Linked DNA regions of Mus musculus: regions 2, 3, 4 and 5 are each linked to region 1. The links are chromatin loops, found by intact Hi-C in ENCODE. Cell type or tissue: left cerebral cortex. All regions are shown on one strand. Region 1 overlaps Hivep3 (human immunodeficiency virus type I enhancer binding protein 3). Region 2 overlaps Hivep3 (human immunodeficiency virus type I enhancer binding protein 3). Region 3 holds the start of Gm38632 (a long non-coding RNA gene). Region 4 holds the start of Hivep3 (human immunodeficiency virus type I enhancer binding protein 3). Region 5 overlaps Hivep3 (human immunodeficiency virus type I enhancer binding protein 3).

Region 1 (5,000 bases):
CCATGTGGAAAGATGCCCAGTGGCCCTAACACTGGAGGGTAGGATGCAGGGGATAAAGGGAGAGAGAAGCCATTCTGAGCCCTTGACTACTTCACATACAGACACCAGAATCTAGGGACCGTATGGAATCCAGAAGAAGGCATCTGAGGTGATGTTGAGGTTAGAGTGTGAAGGCTTCATCATCGGAAGTTCAAAGGTTGGAGGAGATACCATGTGTGGTGGTTTGAATGAGAATGACCCCATCTTTGAATGCTTGGTTCCTAGTGGCGGGGGGGGGGGCGTTTAGGAAGAATTAAGAGGTGTGGCCTTTTTGAAGGTTTGTCATTGGGGAGCTCACTGCAGACATAATGTTCTCTCTCTCTCTCTCTCTCTCTCTCTCTCTGCCTACTGCCTCTAAATAAGATGTGAGCTCTCGGCTACTGCTCCAGCACCATGCCTGCCTGCCTGCTGCCATGCTCCCTGCCATGATAGTCATGGACTCACGCTCCGAAACTGTAAACAAATCTCCAATTAAATGCTTTCTTTTATAAATTGCCTTAGTCACTGTCTCTTCACAGCAGTAGAAAAGTAACTAAGACTATGATTGGGAAGTGCGGGCCTTGCTTAGCTGTACCGAGTTTGTAAGTGTCCTAGGCAAAGATGCCATAGGTGTCCGAGAAAAGGTCTGGAGCTCAGAGTGAGGGCCCAGCTCTGATCCCAGACATTGCAGCAAGAGTAATGAGAAGTCTGAAGCCAAAGAGTAGGATGATGTCAGCAAGACAGGCAACCTTGGCAAGAATCCAAGAGTCTCAGTGGTCACCTGGAGAGCTCTGACCAGCCTACTTTATATACCAGCTGTCAAACCACCCTGTCCACCTCACCCAGACTGGCCCTCCAGCTGTCTGTCACCCCACCCTGTCCACACCACCCAGCCTGGTCCTACAGCTCTGGGAAGCCCCCTGTGGGTGCTGTGGGTATCTCGGCCCCGATGGTCCCTACCTCAGAACAGGGTTTTGTATTGCTACCTTGCTTTGGTCCACAAGCAGCTTAAGTACTGAATAACAGTTTGATACTAACTAGGTCACTATAACGTCTAGCCTAAAGCTCCTACAAGGCACAGATTAAGTCTATCCTCCATGATGGATTGACTAATTGGTCAACTGCTAGACTGAGAGTCAAGGAATGTGGCTGGTGATCCAAAGACTTGAGGAAGCTAGACACACAAAACACCCATCTTTCTATACTTGGCTTATTAGATTAACATGTGAACAGGCCCTGTTTGTACCTGCACAGATGCCATGGAGAAATTACCCACTAGCAGATGCATACGAAGCAGACCAGAGTCCCACCAGCGCGACTGACTGAATGTTTTAAGTTCTCTCAGGATCAGAGATGACTGGGATTGTCCATCCTTACTCCCACGGTCTTAGAGTACACAACTCTGTAGTCAGTGGACGAGACTCCAGGGCCAAGGAGGGTGCATTAGCAGCTGGCAAACTATAGAAGTTACGTACCAATCCTTCCTCCCAGCCCCATGCTCCCAAAATAAGACTCAGACTCAAAATATATTTACAAATACCTTGGCCACATAGCTAGGCTCTACTCTGACTAGAATTCATATCCTAAGATACCTGTTCATTTATTTTACCCTACATTCTATCATGCAGCTGGTTACTGTGCTCAGGTACCATGTCTGTCTCCTCATATCTTCCCAGGCCGATCTCCCACACCTGTCTCTATCCCAGAATCTCTCCCGCCTCCCAGATATCCGACCTTCTATTTCCTGCCTAAGTCTTGGGCTTTTTCATTGACAGGTGATGCATCCATACATTACACAAGATATTCTCTCTACAGCAGACAGTTCTGCCTCCCTCTCTGGGCTCTTGCTGGACTCTGAGCAGGCCTCATTACAGACCCTTTACCAGTATGTACTGCTGTGAAACAAGATATTGTAAGTGTTAAAGAGAGAGAAAGAAGAAGGCAATGAGGCTAAGAAGAAACGGTTAGTGTAGACTGGCCTTAAGCATGTGTTCAGGATCCTGGAATAGGTGCACCCTTGGTGACAGATGAGACAAGCACTTGGTGAGTCCTGGTCCCATTCATGAGACGCTGTGGAGGTGTCCTCAGATAGGTATCAACACAAAATGCTCCCCCTTTTCATATCAGCAAATATTCCTAGTGGGTAGCACCGAGCCCATGAAAGAAGAGGTTTACCAGAAGCGAGGGTAGGAAGCACAGTAGATCTTAGAGTCAGGGTGAGGGGCAGCTGAGCTGAGGATGGAAAGAACCTGATTATCGATACCATGTGACCAGCTAGAAGCACAAGGATGACACTCCCCACAGCCAAGAGCAGAGTGAGGTGCTTCAGATGGGGACAAAGATCTGGGCACAGGAGAGGGGCTGGTCGGTGTCCATGTGATAGGTCTGTGGGAACCATATCCTTCCTTGGCCTTATGGGGCTTAGGGCGTTGGTACAAGCCTGTTGCTATCCCCTTCACCCAGGAGGAGGATGAAGGGGCAAAGCTGCCAAGCCTGGAGCTTGGAACCAAGTGGCATGAGGGCACATAGCCACATGAGGGCGCTCTAGCCAAATGTAGGCATGGGAAGCCACTGTACCCAAGTGGAAAGAGGGTCAGGCTCTGAAGCAGAACCTATGGTCCTGTTTTTGTCAAAGAGGTCTTTTTTTTTTTTTTTTTTTTTTTTTTAAATTGTGGATGTGCTTCAGGGACATTCACCGTCCTCTGACCCTGTACCTGTCAAAACCACTGCCTGTCCCCACGAGCCCTTCTAGCCACTCCAAAATGCCAACTTTCCAGAGACTCCCACAGTTGTCACTGTGTGTTCCCATGAGGTAGTCACTTACAGATGCTGGAGAGCAAGAGTCCCCACTGATGTCCCATGTTATCAGAGGCTTATGGAGATTGCTTTCATCAGAACTGTAGAGAATCGGTACCACCCTGATCACAACAGGGACACAGACATAGGACCCCAAGACAGACACCATGGGACCTGCTCACAAACACGTGGCCACACAGAACAAAAAGTGCACAAAGACCTTCCACAAAGTACATCTGAATCCAGGTGCCCCTCTAGAGCCTGGGGTACATGGGGTGTGTCCTAGAGTGGACCTGCCAGTGGGCAAGGCAGAGACAGTGTAGAGGGCATTCAATCACTCTTCAGCACCACGGGAAGTGAGATGTGACCAGGGTGGCCTGGCAGGACAGAGGCAATAAACTCTAAAGGAAACAATAGTGTAGACTGATGTGGAGCTGAGGACTCTACATCACTTCAATGCTGGGTGAGAACCTGGACAAGATCTGTGGACACAGGGCTGGAGAAAGACCTTGGCTCCTTCAGATCATCACCAAGGATTCCTGGTAGCATTTGCAAAACAGATGGCCTTGGAGTCCCAAAGTATAGGGAGGGCCTGTGAGGACTATAGGTACCTTTGGGCAGCCCACAGCCAGGAGTCACTGGCCACTTCTGCGCGCAGGTGGTAGAAGGTCTCCACACAGGAAGCAGACTGCAAATAAAAGCATGAAACTTACCCTCCTTCGAAGATCTTGACCCTCGCCGGCTCGCCTCTCTTGGAAGTGGGAGTACCTTCCTCCGCCTTCCCTTGCTTTTCTTCCTTTTCCACTCTAGCTGGGTCTTTCTGGCTCTCTGGGGAAACCAGCGACGGGAGGTGCACCTGAACTCCGTGGGAAAGACAGAACCAAGATTGGTTAGCCTTGCATACTGGGTCAGGGGCAAAGGCATGTGCACCCACACGGCCTCTGTTTTTCACTCAACACCCTCTACAGACTCAAGGACTGGCCACAAGAGTCAAAGTCTCCTCTAAGCTGTGTTTTGAACCCCTCTCAAGATCATTTTCCCCTGAGACGCACAGGTAGGTCTTTGTGTTCTATGCTATGGGGTCTTTGGGGATATGTCTCATTCACCTTGGTCACTCCAGTACTTAAAATAGGGATCAAAAAAGACAAATAATGCTGAAGAAATAGGCGAAGCCTTGGCTCTGTATACATGTATAACCGTGGTGTTCTCATGGTCAGATTGGAAAGCCAAAGCAATCTACTAGGTAAAGGGCGTGGCTCCAGCAATGCACAGGTCTCCTGCTTCCTGCACTAGCCCTCCTGAGCCAACACCAAAGGCCACTGGGGTATCCACTCTCTGTAGAACAGTGGGCTGCAGTGAGAACTGGATCTGTGGGAAGGGTGAACCCTGATTGTGAATTTCCAGTGTTTTCCAGGGTCCTGAGAATATATTCTCTAAATCTGAGGCGGGGGTGGGGGGTGATGTACATCTTTACATAGGATGCTCGCACCCATAGAGCTGAGATAAGGGGCACCTTGGGAACCAGGAAAAGTGAGTTCCAATGCCAAATAGATCACTGGAGGCTGGGATACCCTTAGATAGACTACTACACCTTCTGGGGTTTGAAACTAAGAAAGCCTTAGGCCATTAAATTTTTTTTTTTATTTTTAATTGTGGTGTGTGTGTGTGTGTGTGTGTGTGTGTGTGTGTGTGTGTGTGTGTATGTACACATGTGCACAGAAAAGAACAGGACATCAGATCCCCTGGAGCTGGACTCACAGGTGATTGTGAGCCACTTCACGTGGGTGCTGGGGATCTAAACTCTGTAAGAAGAGTAACCACTCTTGACTAAAGAGCCACCTCTTCAGACCTGGCTTAGATCATCCTAAAGATCCATTCAGAAACTGATTTCTGTGACTCAGTGACCCCATAGAGGTCACTGAGGTCCCTTCCCAATGGGAGGGGAAATGGAAACTAAGTTCAGGTCTAGACAGCTGTGCTGGTGGAAGCCAAGCAGTTAGATTTCTAGGGCACACTCCACATTTCCACCATGGCCTGCAATCCACAGAGTTGCCAAGGGGTCCAACACAGGCAGGCACACAGAGTCTCCATTGCTATATGATGCCATTCTGGGGAGGCCAGAGGAGGTAGGATTGGGTGGCAACACAATTCCAGGAAACAGTGCCTAAATTGAGTGGGGTGGGGGC
Region 2 (5,000 bases), 140 kb after region 1:
ATCTGTCCATCCTTCCATCTTTCCTTCCTCCTTCCAATCATTATTCAACCATCCATCCATCCATTCACTCATCCATCTACTAATCTGTCCATCCACCCATCTACTCAACATTTAATAGCCACTACACACAGGCCATGAGAAACTTCTAAGCCTCCATATACCCCACCATTGACTCAGACACATAGCACAGTGGCTAGTGACTCTTCCTACACTGGCTGAACGTAGAGATAAAGAGAGCTGCCCCCAACCCATGTCTGACCATCCAACACTGCCTCTCTTCCCGTCCACGTGCCTGTCTCCTGGAAGTGAGTTCTGTGTTAACAGTGATTCCAAGTTGAGCCAGGGGTTCCCTACAAGGCATAGGTTTTCCCTAGATTGCATATCATTTGATGTATGCTCCCCATCCCACAGGGATGATATGTGCTGCGTGGCATATCATCTGCAACACCTGTACTCTTTCTTTTTGCCCTGTGGGTGGGCTCAATGCTTTACAAGTAGGAAATGTCTCCCCCTGACCCCCAACCAGGCTGGCCCCCTTTGCTGTACTATCCTGATTTTATTCCCTTTGGCTCCCTAGAACCTCCTGCTTCTGCAGAGAACAGCATGGAGAAAGGCAGTCTCTGAAGCTAGCTTTGGGCTCCAAGTCCATTTGACCTTGTGTGACCTTGAACAAGTTGCTAAACATCTCCCCACCTCAGTTTCACTATCTATCAGGATGCAGGAAAGAGGAAAAAATACAACCTGGCAGATATCTGCTGATCCCACCCAGGGCCAAGTGCCCCATGCCTGGATCAGAGAAGGAAATCAAACCTCCCAGCCCCCACTTACTGGTTGGGAGGGAGAAAGGTTGTGTGAGTCAGGCTGTTGTCCCCAGAGAAGGACAAGGAGCTGGCCTCTGAGGGTCAGCAGGTTCATACCGACCCACTGACTACTGACTCTGAGACCAGACTAGTTCAAGTCTTTGAGATGACAACCATGACTAGAGGTTCCAGTCAGACAGGAAGATTACAACGCTATGGAAAATTCTCCCACAGTGCTGAATGTCTGCCACACCTTGGAAGCTATACTCTGGGGCTAACATGTCTGATAGGAACCTCTATTTCACATTCAGCTCTTTTCCTGTTTTGTTTTTATTTTTCTGCCAACTCTGCTGTGTGGGTGAATCAGTCAGGAAGAACCTGTTAAAGCCTGGTGTTCTGGGGCTTGCTCATCTGAGGAGTGAGCAGAGAAACTGCTTACACCGGCATGCAGCTGACATCATGACACCACCAGTGACCAGTCAGGGGCTGGGCACAACCATACACTGAGGAGGTGAGAGCAGGGCCTTGAAAAGGTTAAATGAATGCGAAGATCTCAAAACCTTGGCCAAGGGGTCCTCAGCTTCCGGGAAGGATGCTAAGGAATCCAGGGGCAGAATGGTGACCAAAGGCCCAAGGGCATGGAAAAAGTTACACACCAAAGGCCCATCACTTAGTCCCTGGCCACGAAGAACCCCAACATCTATGCTCTTTCTGGGACCCACTTCCTTCAACTGTGCAATGGGAAACTGTGGTCCACCCACCTGCAGGAAGCAATGGGGGTGTGGTTCTATAAATATAACCTTTATGATCCTTCTTACCCTCCTCACCATTATCACCATCAGCATCACCATTGCTGTCATCCCGGCAACAACAGGGCAGTGGACATTCACTGAGCATTTGTTTCCTGCCAGGCGCAATTCTCAGAGCTTCAGTTAGCGTTCTCCATTTTACCTCTGCAGAGTGCATCCCACCCAGTCACCTCTGTGCAGTGGGGGATCAAGGCTCAGACAGCCCACACCACTAGCCTGTTCCATTAGTAGACTAGAACCCCACTGCATGCTCTCCTGAGCCAGAACCGTTGACCTGAATGTTATATGCCCTCTGCTGCCACCAACTGGGTCCACTGAGCTTCTCAGCAGCTGGATTTCATCATTTGCCCTGGACCCATCTAAGCTCTGTGAATTTTCAGGGTCCCAATGTACCTGGAAGGGCCCCAAGCTGTTCAGTACTGTGCTGAGCTCAGAGCATAGTGTCCTTCCCACAAATGAACGCTCAAGAGAGCCGCTACTTCCAGCTTCCAGGTTTCTTGGAAGTGTTTGACTAGGTGACCTCTCTGGCATCCACAGCCATTTTTCAGGCCCCTAGTTGAGTGCCTGTTTCTGTGCCTGGGGGATACAGAAGGACCCCTGAGCAGAGATCTGTTAACCTGGACATGGAAACAAGGTGGTGTGTGTGTGTATGTGTGTGTGTGTATGTGTCTGTCTGTCTGTAGGAGGGGGGAGAGGGAAAGCAAAGGAGGGGGAAAGACAAAAGGGGAGAAGAGAGGAGAGGAGATTAGACTCCTGGGGAGAGGGTCTTTAACTGGTTATCTGCCAGTATCATCCCATGAGAACTTCTTTGATCCCAAAACTATTTAGAGCAGTGGTTCACAGCCTTCCTAATGCTTTGGCCCTTTCACATAGTTCCTCATGTTGTGGTGACCCCAACTACAAACTCACCTTTGTTGCTACTTCATAACTGTGATTTTGCTACTCTTTATGAATCATACATAATGTAGATATCTGATATGCAGATGGTCTTAGGTGACCCTGAGGAAGTTACATTTGATCCCTAAACGGGTCACGACCCACAGGTTGAGAACTAGAGAACAGCTGCTTTGGACCCACTATGGAGTAGCAGCACAGAACCAGGTCAAGTACTCTTTGGAATGGCATCCTTGCCACGCCCATCAGAAGAAAGCTCCCAGGACCCCATGCAGCTCTAACTAAATCTGACTTTGTTAGCCATGTGACCTTGAACAGTTCATCACATGTCCAGGCCCTGTTCCCTCATCTTCAAAACCAAGAAGTTAGACATGGGGAGGGAGTGGCTCTCAGCCTGTGCTCTACAGAGCTTACAGAGGACACTGAGAGAGTGGTGACCCTCGCAGATCCCATTAGAAGTGTTCCTTGAACAAGAGAGGCTTTTGCCCGGGACCCAAATGAGTACAAAACACAGCACTATTTGCAAGGTCTGAGGCACGGCCAGGGTCGAGCTGCTCTGACTTTGGTCTGCCAAGGCAGCAACTGTCAGGTGAAGAGGGGACTCTTAGGAAGAAGACTGACTCTGCCACTCCACAAGTGTCCAGACCCCACTGTCTAACCCAAACCCTCCAGCCTGCCACCTCTTCTGTAAACCACACAAGTATACCCTGTAATCATTTGTGATGATTAAATAAATGAACAGACCTGAATGGCCTTGCCAGACACCTGGCAAATGCTTAGACACGTTAGCAGCTGTTTTCCGTCTTAGCTGCCAGCGTCAGGCTACACATGTGGAAGCCACCAATCAATAAATGGAAGTTGGATAATGAAGAGGAGAAGGAGCCTTGCTCAGAATCTCAATGACTGAGCCCACTCAAAGCCTGAGGGCAGCACAGGGCTGTGTGATGGGCAGGGCTGAAGTGGGGCAGAGCTAGAACAGCCAGAAATACAGGACACCTTGCTTTCAGAATGGGAAAAGCTGTCTTAAAGCTTATTTAAGGCACTGTGTGTGCGTGCACGCATGTGCGCTCAGCCTGGGCAGCCCTAAGCTGGTGGTGAGGTACAGGGTATGTGCCTGGGTGGCTTAGTAAATGCAGTGTTGGTCATGTAATCCTGAGAAACCAGAACCCATGTAAAAGCCGGACAGGAGCAGCCTGCGATTCTAGCACTAGGGAGAAAGGAAAGAGGATTCATAGGATAAGATGCCCCCTAGATTAGACAGATCGGCAAGAGAGTCTGCCTCAATAAACAAAGTGAGAAGTGACATCTACCATCAAACTCAGTCCTTCGTACACATGTGCACAAGCACTCACACAAGCGTGCACCACCATACATGGGAACATGCATACTTGCACAGCACATACATATACTACACACACACACACACACACACACACACAGTGCATTAAGTAAGCTTTAAGACAGCTTTTCCCACTCTGAAAGCAAGGTGCCTTGTATTTCAGGTTGAACTTAGGCTTGCTGTGTAGCTGGGGATGGGCTTGAACTTTGATCAAGTCCTGCTTCTACTTCTTGAGGGCTGGGGTTACAGGTTATACAACCACATGCAGTTTATACAGTGCTGGCTGGGAATGGAGCCCAGTCCATCATGCATCCAAGCCAGCACCCTACTAACGGAGTCCCAGTCCCAGCCTCTCTTGCCATTTCTCTAATGCCAGTAAACTGTCCAGAACCCCCACAAACTTCTCTGTAGATGGAGTGCTTAAGAAAGTGTGGAACTGAGGTCCTCTGTGTCTGTGCAGATGCTGGGGCAGGGGGAAGAGCCCTTAGCCTCTCCAGGGTATAGGGTCTTCATTTGTAAAATGACAGCAACAACTGAGAAAGGCCACGAGGATAAAGAGTGTAATGGATTGTGACTGAGTCGGGGCAGGGACCATGACCGACTCTTAGGCTACTTCTCCAGGTACTCATCTTCAACCCTTGCCATCTTCCCCAGAGGGTGAGTGACAAACATTTTTTGCATAAGTGCACACAGGGGCGAGGAGAGGAAGTCAGCCTGCTAAATTTAGCACGCGCGCACGCCCCCTCAACCCAGGCTCAGCCCACGCATTTGCCCTGAGTAGGAGCCTGGCTATATTTAACTTCTGCCTGTGCCTCCCCCCTGAGTTGGATGCTGAAAACCCCAGGAGGATGTGGTGAGTGGGGAGGGGAAGAGCCTGGCTTTGAGCGGAGGCTGACATCACATGGGGCCCACCTGCTCCTTCAGGTGTACCTGCTTACTGGAAGGAACCAGAAAGAACTTCTCTTTCTTCCTCTTGGAGGTTGAGAGTTCCCTGATTAAAGGGCATCCAGAGGTTACACTGCCTTCTGGGACAAGGACATGACATCCTTGTGACTGTTGGGAAATCCAGCAGGAGCATGCCATGGCTGGTCATTCACATGCAGTTTCTGCAGTTAATGTCACGCTCGGGTGACAGGTGGGCAGGTAGGATGCTGTCTC
Region 3 (5,000 bases), 69 kb after region 1:
TCTGACCCACTTTGGTCCTCAGCATAGACCAGAGGCAGAGCCACATGAGGAGGGGGGTAAGAAAGACAGAAGAGCTGATGAATCTCTCACCCAAACACTGGGATTCTGTCATGAAATGTACCCCTCTTCCAAGGCTGCCATTTAGAGCAAGCCCTTGTGAAGTAGCTGAACACAGAGGTTTTAGTTCTATGAGTACCACTTATTAAATCCCCACAACAATGGCGGGACCACCTGCTTTGCTGTTCCGGTGCTTGGTAACATATCTGATGGGGGGCAGGAGGGTTTCTCCAGAATCTGTCTGACGGCTGTGGTTGAACTCCCTTGGCAACATGACTGGCTTTGGAATCACCTGGAAGACACACCTCTGGGTGTGTAGGTGTTTCCAGAGAGGACTGATTGAGGAAGGGAGACCCACCCTGAATGTGGGTGGTACTCCCTTGGGCTGAGTCCCAGCCTGAAAGAAAAGGAGAATGGGAACTTGAGCTGAACTCCAGCAGTCATTTCTCTCTGCTTCCTGATCTGATGTGAGCGAGCTCCTGCCATCCCCGCTGTAATCGCTGTAATCATGAACTCAAATAAACCCCTCCCCCCTTCAGGTTGCTTCTCTTATGTATTTGGTGTAGCAGTGAGGACGCCCCGCCCTGCAGCTCAGGGGGAGCACTCCCTTTTGAAGGACCAGAAGCTGAGGGCCAAGAGAGAGAATAGCATGTGGTCACGGTCCCTGGTGAGGATGCAGGAGGTGCATCCTTGCATCTGGGCAAGTTCACAGCTTGCATGCTGTCGTGTGGCTGCTGTGGGGCTGGGGCAAGTGTGTTGAAGCCACAGCTAGGGCTGAGTAGAGACAGGAAGCAGGTGGGAAGCAGGTAGAAAATGCATCTGGTCTCCTAGGCACGGGAGCTCTGGGAGGCTCTGCTTTGGTTGACCATGCAGCACCAGGGCCAGCTCCATGTTGCCAGATACATTGCCAGGGTCTCCAAACCAGACAGAGGGGACAGAATTTAGGACACTGTAGTGCCCTCAGGTGACAGCCAGTCTCTCTAGTTAAATGATTACTCAGACCGTTTTTCACATCCACACCTTCCTCTGAAAGATTCCTAATGCTTCCTATGAAATCTTCTCATGGCTTCACAGAACTCCAAAGACCTTCCAACGTACAGAGTCTTAATAAAGCAAGAGCAATGCTGATCTCCACAAAGGCCTGGGGGTGGGGCTCATTTCATTAATCACTATGATGGTCATCGTTCTCATTGATTTTAAAAGAACTTTGGGGCCACTATCCTAGGTTTGAACCTTGTCTCTGTTCTGAACTTGCCGTGCAACTGTAGGTAAATTACCTCAACAGGGCACATTTAAAAGGCTACTACTGTGTGCTGGTGGGATGGCTCAGTGCACAAATTTGCCAAGCCCCAGGACCTGAGTTTGATCCCCAGGACATACATGGTGGAAGGAAAGAACTGACTCCTGCAAATTATACCCCAATTTTCTCACGGACATGCACACATAGTAAATATATTTTAGAATGTTACTGACAGTCCTAAAATAGGCAGGCTGGGCTCATAGAAATACGCAGGAAAGTCACAATCCTGCTTAATTCTGACTTCCCTGCTTAGATGATGAGGACCAGCAGTTGCTAAAGCGCCTACTCTGTGCCAGGCCCTTGACATGTGCTGATTCCCCACTTCACCTCACCAAGGGCCTCAGGAAGTCGGTTCTCCAGAAATGGCCTCGCAGCTGAGGAAACAGAGGCACAGGCCCATGAGGTGGCCGGGGTGAGCCTGCGACAGCAACAGTGTATGACAATGTCTAAGATCTCCTCCCAAGCCCCCCACCCCCTTGGCAGATCAGCCCACAGAGCACAGGGGATAATAGGAGAGAGTGCTCTGCAGCCGATCAAGAGCCGCACAGATGCATGACATCATGGTTATTAATAATGGAAGCAGCACAACCAATCCACCATTCATCCAGATGGACCACCTGAACCGCCTCTAATCGCCTGCACACAGACCACAGGACTCTGCAGTGGGGTGGCAGAGAGGCACCCCAGGAATGCCACCCTCTTGGCATGACAAGGGCGGGGTGGGTCAGATAGAAAGGTTAGTCCTCTGAGAGAGCAGAGCCAGTCTGGGCTCCAAGCACAAGATGCTTACAGTTTGGCCTCTGTGACAGAGCCAAGATGGTAATTAGGCCTTCGATGGAGCAGCAGGCTCCCCCAGAGGATGCTGGCTGGAAATCCATGAGCAGCGGTTAGCTGTGTCCTCTTGCGGTGGGGCCTTTACCTTTGGGTCCTCTGCCTGGTAGTCTTTTCCTGACACTCGACACTTTGCCCCCATGTTCATTGCTCAGGGCCCAGGACCAGGGTCAAGTCTGAGAATTCCTGAAGCCCCAAGTCTCACTTCTGCGCTTTCTTCCTTCTGTTCCCAATGTGCCCTGACCCTGGGCTGCCTGTCTCTCTCTGCAGGCATCAGAGGCAGGTGGCTGCATCGTGCCCTCTGATGCTCATCATCTTTCTTCCCACCAGAGAGCTGGCTCCAGAAACAAAGGGAGTGGAGTTTCCACAGTTACAATCCCTAGATGGCTGCCTGGGACTCACCAAGCCCGGGCAAACACTTAGTACATCCCCTAAGATGCCAGTCTAGGTCAAAGCCATCTTTGCCACCAGGGACACTCATGCTCTTCCTCTCCTCTGTGCCCTCTCTGCCTCGTGGTGGGGTCCTTTTTTGTTTTGACAGTTAATTAAAACAAACAGGACAGCACTCCCCAGAGCTGGGACACCCCTTTCCATGTGACCAAATAACAGTGAGACAATATGAGCAAAAAGGGCAGGAAGTGAAAGAAAGTGGGAGACACTGAGAACCCCTGGCCTTGGCTTAGCCCCAAGAGGGATTCTCACTCACTCAGGATGCATCCTGAGGAGCAACTGCTAACTCTGGGGACATGGGGACAAGGGAGTTTTCTGATGAGTGACTCTTGGCCACAGACTGGGGCACAACAGGATGTGTGTGTGTGTGTGTGTGTGTGTGTGTGTAGAAGCAGTTGTGTGAGTGTGAACAAGTATATGGAGTAGAGTGTGTAGGAGAGAGTGTGAGCTTGTGTGGATGAGTGGACAGGATCATGTGTGTGTGTGTGTGTGTACACGAGTGCGCACACATGTTATGTGAAAGACAGAAGGGGTGGGGGTGGAGGGATCTACTTCTACAGTGGGTCTATGTATAGAGATGGCTGTTGAGTGTGAAGCAGTATACAGGCATGTCTGAGGAAAAGACTGATTGTCATGAAGTTCAGTTATCCCCGCTTCATGGAGTCCCAGAAACAAATAGTGCATAGTAGGTAGCTGATCAATAGTTCATCCAATAACCAATCATGTAAACCGATGTGTTTCTCAGTGCACTTCTATAGGTGCCTGCATAAAGCAGCAAGGTTGGTCCCAGCAGGGAATCGCCTCACATCTGCATGCAGTTCAGTTATGGGCGAGCACTGGGTGGGACGCTGGGTTCTGGTCCCCGTTCTCAGTGTTTTGACGGTAGTTTAACTGTCTCTAGGAACTACTCAGTGGATTTGGTCACTACTGGGCGATCTCAGGCCACTTGTGGCTCTGAGCTCCTGGCCATCCTCCACCCAAGAGGGCAATTAGAAATCAGCTGTCAGTTTGTTTGCGGCACTGCATCAGCTCTAGGAGAAGCAAGCCTATATAATTTGAAAAGGGCTACAGCCAACAAGAGGAATGATGGATTTGACAAAGTTAAACAGGTTCTTGTCCTGCAGGACTTTTCAGAGCCTTTAATTTGCTAATCTGGACTGATTGGCCAGATGGGTAATAAAGATCTTGTGGAAACTTCCAGACTTAAACGAGGAAACCTTTACTCGTGGCACAGCCTTCAGAACGAACGTTCCATGGAACACACTGGGAAATCTGCAAGCCAGCACAAAGGACACTTGTTAATGCCTGCTTCTGTGCAGATGATAGGGCAGAAATGGTGTTCTAGGTCACAGAGCAGAGCCATGGCAAGTGCCTGCCCAGTAACCACTCAAACTACTGGAACCAGTACACACACACACAACTTCACAGTTACAAAACAATTTAACTCACAGGCCCTCAGTTCTCCCTGGAGGACACTCATCCCCATTTTCTAGACGACAAGAGCATAGATGAATGAAGTTTGGACCACTCTGATCTGGGTGAGCCACTGCTGTGGGCTGGTCTCTGTGGTCTCCACCAAACAATACACAAATTCACTATATTCTTATAGGTGAGCAATGGTCACTATGTGAAACCCCTATTAAGAACTCAAGGCTGATGCCACCGCACCTGTTCTGCAGCCACCATCAGTCCTGTCCCAAGCCCAAGCACCCTGCACATGCCAAGCGGCTAGGGTTGGTGCTCTTAGAAATACCCATGGAGCAGGACTCTGGGAACACTAGTCTGTGAGGCCCAACATCTCCTTGTCAATGTCAACACACTACCTACCACTGAGAGGTATGGACCCCTATGTACCACCCCCTACCCCCTCTGAGCCAGGTGCCATTCTGCCAGGGATAAGGAAGAACCAGATCAGGGCTACTTTCACTCTCTTAACAGTGAGCGCGCAATGAGCAAAGGCTGTGTGCTCTGACAGTCTGAAACTGACGAGGCCTCCCGGGGAAACGTGGCCAGAACAACCAAACCCATTGAGCAGTTCCCAGAGGTATGTAGACCCCGCGGTGCGTCCCTGAGAAGGGACGAGAATCCGCACAGGACCCTGGAGTCTGCGCACCCAAGGGCGAATGGGGCTGCGCATCGCGGCGGTGTGCGGGCGCGGGAACGCTCGTCACCCTAGGATGATGACTGAAGTAGCGTTGGGAAAACGCGAGCGCAGAGCGCGTGCACCGGCGCAGAGCCCGGGCTGCTCGCACCCAAGGGATCCGGGAAGCTAGGACCGCCGCGCCCACCCGCCGTAGCCTCGTTGCTGCGGGGTGTTCCGTGCTCCGTGCTTACCTGCGGCCGGCTGGGCTCTGCGCTTCGG
Region 4 (5,000 bases), 290 kb after region 1:
AGATGCATCAAAATATATAACATTTTATTAAGTTGCTTATATGCTTCTACTAATTTTAAAAGTCCACATTTTGGATTCTTATAGCCTTTAGACATAATTTTTCAGTTTCTCTTGTTTCTAGCTTTATTATATTTATTATTACTGATGTTTGGTTAAAAAAACTTCCCTAACCCTTTTGCCCAGCTTTAATGATTTCTCCAGATTTTCTAAGTGCATTTAGCAAGGCGCTTAGAATTTTAAATTAAATGCTGAGTCCTGAAAGAGGGTCTGAAATTCGCACCAACAATAGAATCAGGGTGAAGTTCACACCCACAGCCTGGTGATGGCTGTCTCTCTGCTTTACACCTCACGGCTGTGCAGTCCAGACTGGGTGGCACCTACAATGCCTCCCAGCTGCAGAGCTCAGGGTACTTTCTGATCTATCTCATCCTCTTCTCAAAGTTCTAGTCCTTCCACCAGTGCTACAGACGAAGAGCAGAGCTGCTTGCTCAGGGAGCCAGGTTCCCTGCCCTGCCTGTCCTGGTACAGTTAGGGAGTGGTAAAATGTGCCCTGGGTAGTAGACTGGAAACCGGTCTGTCAGGGCCTAGGGGAATAAGTAAATAAATAAATAAATAAATAAAACCCTGAAAGACACCAAGGAACTTGCTGAGCAGGAAGAAAGACAAGTTGAAAGCTATCTAGTTGTCACACAGCTTTCTTAATGTTATCTTCCATCAAGTTGAATCTTGGAATCTGCCAGGACTTCAGACTAAATGTATCTCCTCTTGCCTGAACCTTTCACACACTAAATGCCTCCCTGGCTCATTTGGCAGGGGTCCAAGAGCAGCTTACACTTCTGCACTCTGAGGAGGGTGGCCACTGCTGTAATACAATGGGCGGAGACAGCTTGACAATAGTGCCAATTGAGTACATCTTGATCTACAGAGCGCACAGTAGCAGTTAGCCTTTAAAGCAACAACGCTCCCATCACCCCCGCCCCCACCAGCCAACTGCTGTACCAGAGTCTTGAGGACCAGAAAATAATTTTAGCCTTAGGAGGTCAGATGTAGTCACCAGTTTAACAAACCTGCCCACCAGCCCCAGGAGGAACAGATAAGGAACATGATCTCGGTCTCTATATTAAGAGCTCTGTGGACTGTGGGTACTTTACAGAGTTGGGTGGAAGGGAGAACTAAACTCTCCTGCCTGCAGAGCTCCTCACAGGACAGCTATCCTCCTACCTTGTAAAACCTCCAATATTGCAATGCAAGGATGGAAAGGGCATCCAGCTCCCAAGGCTGCACTCAAGCAGATCCACCAACATGGGGCTCGCTCCACCCCAGAGAAAAACTCTCCACAGCGAGCAGGACAGACTTTTCTTTGGCCCTTCCTCTGGAGGCACCTAAGTGGCTACCCTAGACCCAGTGTCCTTTATCCTCTTGAGTTAGGAACCTGAGGGCCCCGCAGAGGTGGCTATATCCTTCTCCATGAACAGAGAGGGGTGAGATTACAACACAAAGTTCAGACAAGCATCACCTGGGCAGAAATCAGTGGGAAAGTTTGAGATCAACACCAACCCAATTCTGAGACCTCTGTCCTCAAGCAAGAATCCTGCTCTTTGCCTGTGTTCTTGACCCTCAAATTGTTCAAATGATTCTTCCTTGTCCCCACATGCTTCCTGCTGTCATCCCACACATAATTACATAAAGACATTATAAACAACAAAAGCACCCAACTTGAGTGCAGAGGGCTGATGCTAGTATTTGGGCACTGGGTCTGATCATTAGTTGGGATTACATAATTACATAAACATGGGTTGGAGAACACTTCTGTAGAGGTTAGTTCAACAAATGCCTTGTTCTCATTCTCCCATCCCTCCACTCCCCACCCCCACCCCAACAACAGAAGGCAAGCCTGGGTTAAAAAAAAAAAAATCAAAACATGCCTGATATCTCCGGGGCACCTGGCTACCGCCTTGCAAAACCAAAGGCTGCCAGAACTTTTGAGATGCAAAGCACAAAGAGGACCACAGTACCACTCCTCTAAGCCAGCAGGCTCTTGTGCAAACATTGTCCCCAAAGTTCAAGGGCAGGTCAAGCCACAGAAAGGGTCCTGACCCTGACAAGCAGTATAAACCAAACCAGCCAGCTTCAAGGAAGTCCATACAGATCTCTGAGTTCCTCTACTCCACTACTTCTGTCCCAGCCACCAGTCTGGTTGCCCATCACCTCCCCAGGGGCCGTTTGTCACCAGCAGTGTTCCCATTTTAAAATATGGTGAAATGTGGGACATCTAGGAAGGGGCACCTGCTTTATTAGTGACAGGGCAAGACATTCCCCCAACCCCCACTCCCACTTCAGTTTGGTGTGGTGTAGTGTGCTTTGGGGAGAGGACTGACAAGGTGTGATTCTCCCCTCACCCCCCACCCACCCCCGTGGAATCGTTTTCAGGGGGTGGCAGGATTGCGAGCAGGGAGAAAAATCTCTCCCTTCGGTCCTGGCACCCAGCATCAGACCAAAATGATCCTTCTACCAAGCACTTAATAGACATCTCTGGGGCCTGACCCTTCCTAGAGCAGCAGCCTGGCCCAGGAGCCAGGTCTGCAGCGCAACGCAGCCGAGCTATCGCGGGGGGCGCGCGGCGCGCACAGGGTTACAGCCCAGCCACGGCTGCGAGTGATTGACGCGCGGGGGTCACTTGAGGTTCGCGCTCCCCCAGCCAGGCCGAGCGCGCAGACCACCGCGCACACTGTGGCCACCCTGCCAGCCCCGCCACCCAGACACCTGGCGTGAGAAAGGCAGCGACAAAATGGAATCCCAGCACTGTGGCACTTCCCGGTGGCGGCCGCGGGAGAAAACACAATCAGGGAAAAATAAAGCGCAAGGAATCCATCCGCGGAATAAAAACCCAGAGTCCCCTACCTTCAGCCTTGGGGTAGCAAGCTGGTCCTGTGTGTTCTCTGACCCACGGATCCAGCACCCTTCTTCAATTATTCCGGTCAGTCGGGATATTGTGCATTTTTTTTCATAAACACCTGTTTCAAGTAAGGGGTAAAGACCTTATTGAAGGAATTGCTCTTAAGAAATAACCTGTGCGTATGTCTGTCCATCCAGGCGTGCATGCGTGTTTGTATACACACATATGCACACGGAATACTCATGTACACTGGAGCACCAAACTAGGCAGGGGGATAATGGGAGAGTCGGCTGGTGGTGAGCATGCTCGCGCCGGGAACAGATCCACCCTCTGTTATTCCTCTGAATAAATATAAATCACGATCAGAAACCCAAACAGAAGCATCCCTCTTGAATTCCTGCTGGAAACACGGAATAAATTCAGCCCGCAGACACAGAATCTAATCAGCAGCTGCTTTCTGAATCCAGAGCCAACCCATGCCCCGCTTGTCTTTTCCACTAGGAGTCCAGACCTTTTTTTTTTTTTTTTTTAAGGGGTTTTAACCTTTTAAAGATACAGTACACCAATTATCACTTGAATAGCATGGCTGGGAATACTGAAAGAAGGCAGGCAGCACCAGGCCTATTGCCACACAGGGCAAATAGCAGGCAGTAACAATGTTCATTGACATCCATATATCTGCACACATGGATAATACATTACATGGTGGGAGAAACATATGCAAATACAGGATATATGCGAAGCACATGTTTGTTGCATGATGGGCTTCCCAATGATGAATAGCACTGCACATGAACACTTCTAAACATTCATGTTTAATAGGTCAGACTCTCGGCAGACTTTTCAAAACAGGGGTCACCCCTCTGGGGTCCCTTATTGCTCCTGAAGGGCCAGAGTGTCACTGCTGAAGGCAGTGAAGTGTCTACTGAAGCTCACCCTCCACCTCCAGCTTAATCCCAGAGCATGCCTCCCTGCCCTGCCCTGCCCCGCCCCGCCCCGCCCCGCCCCGCCCCGCCCCGCCCTGCCCTGCCCCGCCCTGCCCTGCCCTGCCCTGCCCTGCCCTGCCCTGCCCTGCCCAAGTCTCAGGGAACTGAAAGGTGTTCCCAGCCCACAGGATGGTTCTGGCACCATTTCTGATCCACCTTGAGATTCAGCCCCAGTTCCCGTTCTAGGACAGGTTTTCTTCTACTTACATCGGAAATTGAAACTGCCACCTGGGCTTTGGTATTTGACTATTCTGATCTGGCTCCTCTTTACATTTTTGTTAGCAAGGTTTCATTGCTGTCATTGTTCTGTTTTTAACTTTTTTGGGGGGGGCGGGGTCTGGGGGGGGGAGGTTGGAACAAAGTTGAGCATGAAGGTTGAACAACAGTGCAGGGAGATAAACCACCCCCAGCCTAAACTGTGCATGCCAACTACTTCAGCCACCCAGATGGCATCTAATCCAGTTTTGTTTTAGCTTTTAAAGAGGTACCACTGAGAAAAAACAAAAAGTAACTTTACTCTTACTTGAAAGGAAGAGCCTTATTTCAAGCCAAGAGCCCCAGAGGATCATCCCGGGCATGCTACCTGCCTCCTGCTCCTGACCATCAGCAGGCTCCTCCATCACTCTGTGCCTAGGGCCACTCTAGGACAGGTCCCTCCAGCTCTAGCCCCAGCTCTCATTTCCTCTTCTGGTCCTGCCAGGCAGACCACTGAAACCCATGCCTGGCTCTCTCTTACCTAGCCCTGTTTGCCTCACCCTCCCAGCCAAAACCAGCCCCCTCCCCTCCCAGACTCTTTAGAGAAAATTATCATATTTCATGTGTCATCGTCCTGGCTAGCTGAGTCTGTCACTGATTGGTTGGGCACTGGCAGCCGGAAATGTCACCAGCCACACAGCATGGAGCTAGCTCTCCTGTGGCTACCACAGACCTGAGCTTAGGAGGCTTGGTGACAAGGCACAGACCTACCACAGGGAGCCTGTCACTCTTCTCAAAGCCTCTCTTCTACCCAGACCTGGGGAGGGGGGGGGTGCAAAGGAGGCAGGAGTGTCTGCCACTGTGGTGTTAAAGGAAGAGGAGCCGCATGTTGTGAAAAAATGAAAGATGTCTCTATCCCTGGT
Region 5 (5,000 bases), 140 kb after region 1:
ATCTAGGCACACACCTGTTATCCCAGCGCTCTGAGAGGCCAAGACAAGAGGATGGAGAGTTCTAGGCCAGCCTGAGGTATTTACAACCCTGTCTCAAAACAAAATAAAACAAACCCGCACAAAACTGGAGGCTAGATTGCTTGTGCTTCTGTGAGATCAGCTGAGCATCGGCTGAGCTCCGCAATCAACCATGCTGCAGTCAGTCATTTGCAGGATGATTTCCTTCAAGCATTCTGGGGTCTCCAACACAACTACATCGTCAAGAACCCCTTGCGGAAAGTGGAATCGTTTAAGCCTCCTTTAACTGATAAAAAAACCTGAGACCCAGGGCAGGTAAGATTGCTCAGTGGGTAGAGGCATTTATCAGTGAGCTTAAAATCCTAAGCTGGATCCTTGGACCCATACGGAGAGAGAACAGATTCATACAACTTCTCTTTGATTTCCACACATGCACTGCGGCACGTGTCCCCACAATAAAAGAAATAGAAATGAAATTAATTTTAAAAAAAAGAACTGAGGCTCAGAGAGTCATGTTGTGCCTCACGTTACTGGCAAAGCAGAACCTGGAAGCTAGCCACTGATAATTCCTAGGCAGCACCCACTGCTCAGGGAATCCTACCATCATGAGCCCTTGGGGCATGTGTGACACACAGTAACCTAAGTCAGTGTGTGTGTGATGGCGATGAGGATGACAGAGGTAATGGCAGTCACTGGGATGATGACAGGCACGAAGACCACATACCTTGTTTGATTTAATCTATTTGACAGAGTTACAAGGAAGGAGTCACCATCTATGGGGAAGCTGGACCCCACTGGTGTGCAGCTTTGTGGGGGTGTCTGAAGCCAAGTCTTGGCTACCCATGCCAGCCCCATCTTGGAGCTCACTCGGGTAGAAGCAACCAGGCCCCGATCCTGCCCTTCCTCTACCTCCCATCATGCTTCCCTCCTCTCTCATGGGGCTGGAACGCTGTGTGGCTCTCTTCAGTCTTGTAAATTGGGACTCAGGCGTTGCTGGAGAATGAAGCCCATCTCTCCTTCTCCGCCAACGCGAAGGGAGCTGGGTGACAGGCAGATGAAGGAAGTCTGTGCTGCTCCACAGCCACCCACATGCTATCTAAATTCACCGCCAGACAAAGTCGGCTCTTTGTCTTGGAGCCTCCCTCCCTCCCTGCCATTCATGCGCTGGGAGATTTTGCTTCCAGTAAGTGGAGGCTGGAGGGAGAAGAAAGCAAGCAGGAGAGGAGGAGAGGAGAGCAGGGAGAGGGGGACAAGACAACACTGAATCAGAACCAACTTAGCCTCACTGTCACAGTGACAGCTCGAAGAAATGATTTGTAGGCTGCTGTGCTAGGAGACACTGTCTCTAAGGAGACCCCTCTCTGTGAGCCACTAGGCAGCAAGTACAGCATCTGGGAGCACGTGAGTGTCACCTAGACCCTCCATGGGCCATTCAGGAGTGCTAAACTCCAATTCTAGAGCTCAGGCTCTGAGCCTCCATAGCGGCTGACCTGTGTAACACAGCTGAGCTGCAGTGGTACCCAGAGCTCCGCTCTGAGAAAACCTGTGGCAGGTGAATGATGTCCCATGAGAAGGGAGGCTAGACCTACCCTGGACAGGCTGTGCTGCTCAGCTGGCCCTGCCTGGGGGAGGAGGTGGTGGTGGTGAGCCGAGAAGATGAGCTCGAGGATGACAAGGCTTCCTGGATTTAGGAAGAGGGAGAGAATTTGGCAGCTCACCTAGCTCTGTGTACAACCAGAAACCAGGTCACACCTGGCCAGGTGACCTTTTGTCACCTGCACAGGTATCCTGAGATGCATCTGTAGCCCGAGGGCCGAGCTCCAGGTTATGTTCTAGCTTCAGTCTATAGCAGATGTCCACTACAGGCAGAGGCAGTGTGAAGACCAGGACTGTGCAGGTTTCCCCCCTGAGTCAATGGTCGAAGAAGACTGAGCATGCTGCGCTCTTGAGCAGCCCCGAGACAAAGTGCTGCCTTTCTCCATAGACAAAGGCTCACAGATTGGCTGAGGCCCTTTGACCTTGGCTACTCTCTCCTCTCAGACCTGATGTCCAACCTCATTGTTTCCTTGGATACTAGCCATGAACTCTGCTGGGAAGAACTGAGGCTCTTATCCCTGGCTCAGCAGTGAAGGTGCCCACTTAAGTGGCATAGACTTTTAGAATCTTATCAGCCTATACTGGGAAGGCCCTATTCATGAGCTGCGTGGCTTGGCCTGATTTCCCCTTTGCCAGGTGGAATACAAGGTGTACAAGGTGACATCAGGTGGTCTGAGAGATCATGGGCACTGAGCAAGTCGTAGCTTGATCTCCTGCCATCTCCTCTGTTGCAGTACCTTCCCTAAGCCCCTCCCACCTCCTTTCATATCTCAACTGAGACCTGTTCCAGCTATGACTCTGAGTTAGATGCACCTGTGTGTTACCAAAGGGCCCAAGACACACCCTTCTCTTTGGGCCCAGAGTCCTAGGCTAAAGGGCCCATTGTGTCTCTGGGCCCCAGGTCCCACTGATCTTGGAACATCACAGAAGTTGTTCACAGCAGCTCATTTGCCCCCTTAACATCCTCCACCCTAACAGATGAAGACATGCCAAGGTCACATGGCTAATTAAACAGAAGATGGAGTGTGGAATGCAGCCCAGAAACCCAGTATAACAACTACAACTTAATAAAGATCATCAATACATTTCCCTGTGGCCTTGCTTATCATGAGAAATTTTTCGGGCTTATGGAAAGATTGGGAGGGTAGATAGCTTCAGAAAAGGGGCTTTTTAAAATGGGGGAAATTGCTGATGCTCTGTAGTCCTAAAATAGAGTATACATCTTTAACATGCTAGATCCCTAGACTCCAATCTGTTACTCTCTGCTCTCTGCCATGTCCCTGGAACTCTATGAAGAAGGGGCTTCCACAGAGGGTGGCCCTGGCCAGTCATGTGACTCGATCAAGGCCACATCTGCTAATTCTGGGGTTCAAATTCTGCCCTCCTGGGAGGGCAAGTCTTCTCTACTCTGGCATGACCTGGGCAGCCAGAGGAAAGCGAGTCTGATTGCAGCTGGCTTGCCCAGCCTTTGCCCCTGGGCAGGGTGCAGTGAGGAGACTAGGTTCCTCCTCTGCAGGGGACTGTGGGAGCAGGGAAGGCTTTCCGTGGTTTTGGAGACAGAGCCAGGCTGCTGCTGCCTGGGCTTCCTGGACTCTGGCCAAGACTTCAGACTGCACAGACATGATGGGAGTTTTGCTGGATCTGTCCTCAGGAATCATTGACTCTCGGGTTTCTAGTCCTCGTGGGGGTCCTGGGCACCACTCCAGGAAGTTCAAGGACATCTGCTCAGAACATTGACTCTACTTGAAGATGTAAGAGAGAGAGAAAAAAAAATAACATTTAAAACAAACCATCATATATGGGGCTGGGGAAGTAGCTCAGTGGGCAAAATGCTTGCACAGCAAGCATGGTTTGATCCCTAGAACCCCCATTTTAAAAAAGATGAGCATATGCTGGGGAGACAGAAACAGGCAGATCCTGGGGTGCGCTGGCCAGCCAGCCTAGTCTAATTAGCAATCTCCAGGCCTCAGTGAGATCCTGTTGCAAAAGCTAAGGTGGCTGGATCCTGAGGGATGACACCAAAGGTTGCTCTCTGGCCTCCACGTGCATAAAATAAGCCCTGACACATTGTTATTATGTTAATGATTATAGGACTGTATCCCATAGTACCTGTGTATTCTGTTATGCCTGAGAGTGTTTAAGGAAAAACAGAAGCCCAAAGAAATTTATTTCTTTTTCTCTGTGTAAAAGTTTAAGAAGTTCTGAGCCAGCCCAACCTGAAAACAGAGACTGAAGCTAGAGTCCAAGGAGGTGCCAGGTGACTTGTCAAAGGTCCCCAAACCAGTTATCTCACATCTTAGATTCCTTGTCAGAACAGACACACCCAATTGTCAGGCTGATCCCAGTTCAGGTGGCCCTGGGTCCCTGCTGCTTCTTGGCCACTTTCTGCTCTGCTTCAGGTGAATTCTCCTCCCAGTGCCTCAGTTTCTTTATCAGTAAAATGGGTCAATGATTCAGGGAAAGTAGAGGGAAGGCTGTTGGGTGGGCAGCCATACCACAGACAGTTCACGTGTGCCATCACTGTCCTAAAAATGAAGTAAAAAAGCCAACCACTAGAAAATCCCCACTGTGAGCTCTCCCACTCCCAAGAGGGTGGATTACAGTATCTTTCCACCTTCTGTAGCAGACTATGGTGCAATGACACCTGAGCCCCGATACACAGTCCACGAGATGATGTTGTATTTGGAATAATTTCACAGCCACTCGAAGGCTGAATTCCCTTGGCCTCCTGCTGCTTCTTGTAAAGGAAACAGAAAACGTCTGAAAATAGATCCTGAATCGATGCTCCTAAATGTGGCAATGCCCAAGAAGCCTGCAACAACTGGCCCTGCGTGGCCTCAGCAGCCCAGGGGGGTTTCCGGGCAGCCCGGATCAGATTGCAACAGCCCTAGAGAGTTGGAGGTCATGAGCATGTAAGGAGCGACTCCTTAAATGGGGAACTCCGGGAAGCCTGCGGGGAGAAGTGCCCAGGGTACTTAGGCAGGCGCTATGAGGTCAAATGTTTGTGACTTTCCCCATTCTGGGACAGCCACAGGCTTAGTGTGCTCAAAGAGGGAGGCCCTCTCTCAGCAGTCACTCATAGGCAATGGTGAGGTAACACCTTGCATTGTCCTAGAGACTGCCCACTGAGCGCTGGGTATACTCTGGACTCAGAAAGCAAATACAGCCAAGTTGGAGGAATAGGGTTGCCCCACGAACTTTCCCTTCCTGGAAAGAAAGCTGGGCTTCCCCGGGTCCTCCCTCCACCTCAAGCCACTGTACCAACCCACACTGTATTACCAAATGTGTTTCAGCCTCAGCTTCCCAATGCTATACTGTGTGGTTACAGACAGCTCTGTCAAGCAGATGGGGTTCACATTCACTTTACAGAGGAAGAGAACAGCAGC

What was found. Peaks named below come from ENCODE experiments on the same cell type or tissue, not always from the same donor. Only the 100,000 strongest peaks of a DNase experiment are listed, where the experiment ranks them.
Region 2: it touches region 1 in a loop (2.8-fold over the local background); 13 of 42 quality-filtered maps call a loop at or near these places.
Region 3: a loop joins it to region 1, with 4 times the contacts of the local background. A loop is called at or near these places in 5 of 42 quality-filtered maps.
Region 4: a loop joins it to region 1, with 6 times the contacts of the local background. A loop is called at or near these places in 12 of 42 quality-filtered maps.
Region 5: a loop joins it to region 1, with 2.1 times the contacts of the local background. A loop is called at or near these places in 13 of 42 quality-filtered maps.

The regions. Positions count from the first base shown.
Region 1 is chr4:120,102,382-120,107,381 of GRCm38, reverse strand. It overlaps Hivep3 (human immunodeficiency virus type I enhancer binding protein 3), which reads right to left. Exons shown (of 9, transcript NM_010657.3): 5 at 3,528-3,670. Among named protein-coding and RNA genes, the nearest start is that of Gm36215, 30 kb to the right of the region's middle. In left cerebral cortex, a CTCF peak has its summit at 2,540 (motif pointing right); a DNase peak (open chromatin) is centred at 2,551.
Region 2 is chr4:119,959,160-119,964,159 of GRCm38, reverse strand. All of the region lies in intron 1 of Hivep3 (human immunodeficiency virus type I enhancer binding protein 3), which reads right to left. Among named protein-coding and RNA genes, the nearest start is that of Gm38632, 72 kb to the left of the region's middle. In left cerebral cortex, a CTCF peak has its summit at 1,911 (motif pointing left); DNase peaks (open chromatin) are centred at 1,046, 1,912, 3,526 and 4,604; H3K27ac peaks cover 332 bases.
Region 3 is chr4:120,032,938-120,037,937 of GRCm38, reverse strand. All of the region lies in intron 2 of Hivep3 (human immunodeficiency virus type I enhancer binding protein 3), which reads right to left. It overlaps Gm38632 (a long non-coding RNA gene), which reads left to right and starts at 4,545. Exons shown (of 5, transcript XR_003955100.1): 1 at 4,545-4,682. In left cerebral cortex, no CTCF peak of the experiment used is centred here; DNase peaks (open chromatin) are centred at 492, 2,182, 3,912 and 4,771; H3K4me3 peaks cover 3,149 bases; H3K27ac peaks cover 3,611 bases.
Region 4 is chr4:119,812,692-119,817,691 of GRCm38, reverse strand. Hivep3 (human immunodeficiency virus type I enhancer binding protein 3) reads right to left here and starts at 3,014. Exons shown (of 9, transcript NM_010657.3): 1 at 2,902-3,014. In left cerebral cortex, a CTCF peak has its summit at 3,368; DNase peaks (open chromatin) are centred at 2,903, 3,229, 4,350, 4,743 and 6 more places; H3K4me3 peaks cover 2,761 bases; H3K27ac peaks cover 4,272 bases.
Region 5 is chr4:119,966,460-119,971,459 of GRCm38, reverse strand. The region is part of intron 1 of Hivep3 (human immunodeficiency virus type I enhancer binding protein 3); the gene reads right to left. Among named protein-coding and RNA genes, the nearest start is that of Gm38632, 64 kb to the left of the region's middle. In left cerebral cortex, no CTCF peak of the experiment used is centred here; DNase peaks (open chromatin) are centred at 2,195, 2,297, 3,207, 4,465 and 2 more places; H3K27ac peaks cover 5,000 bases.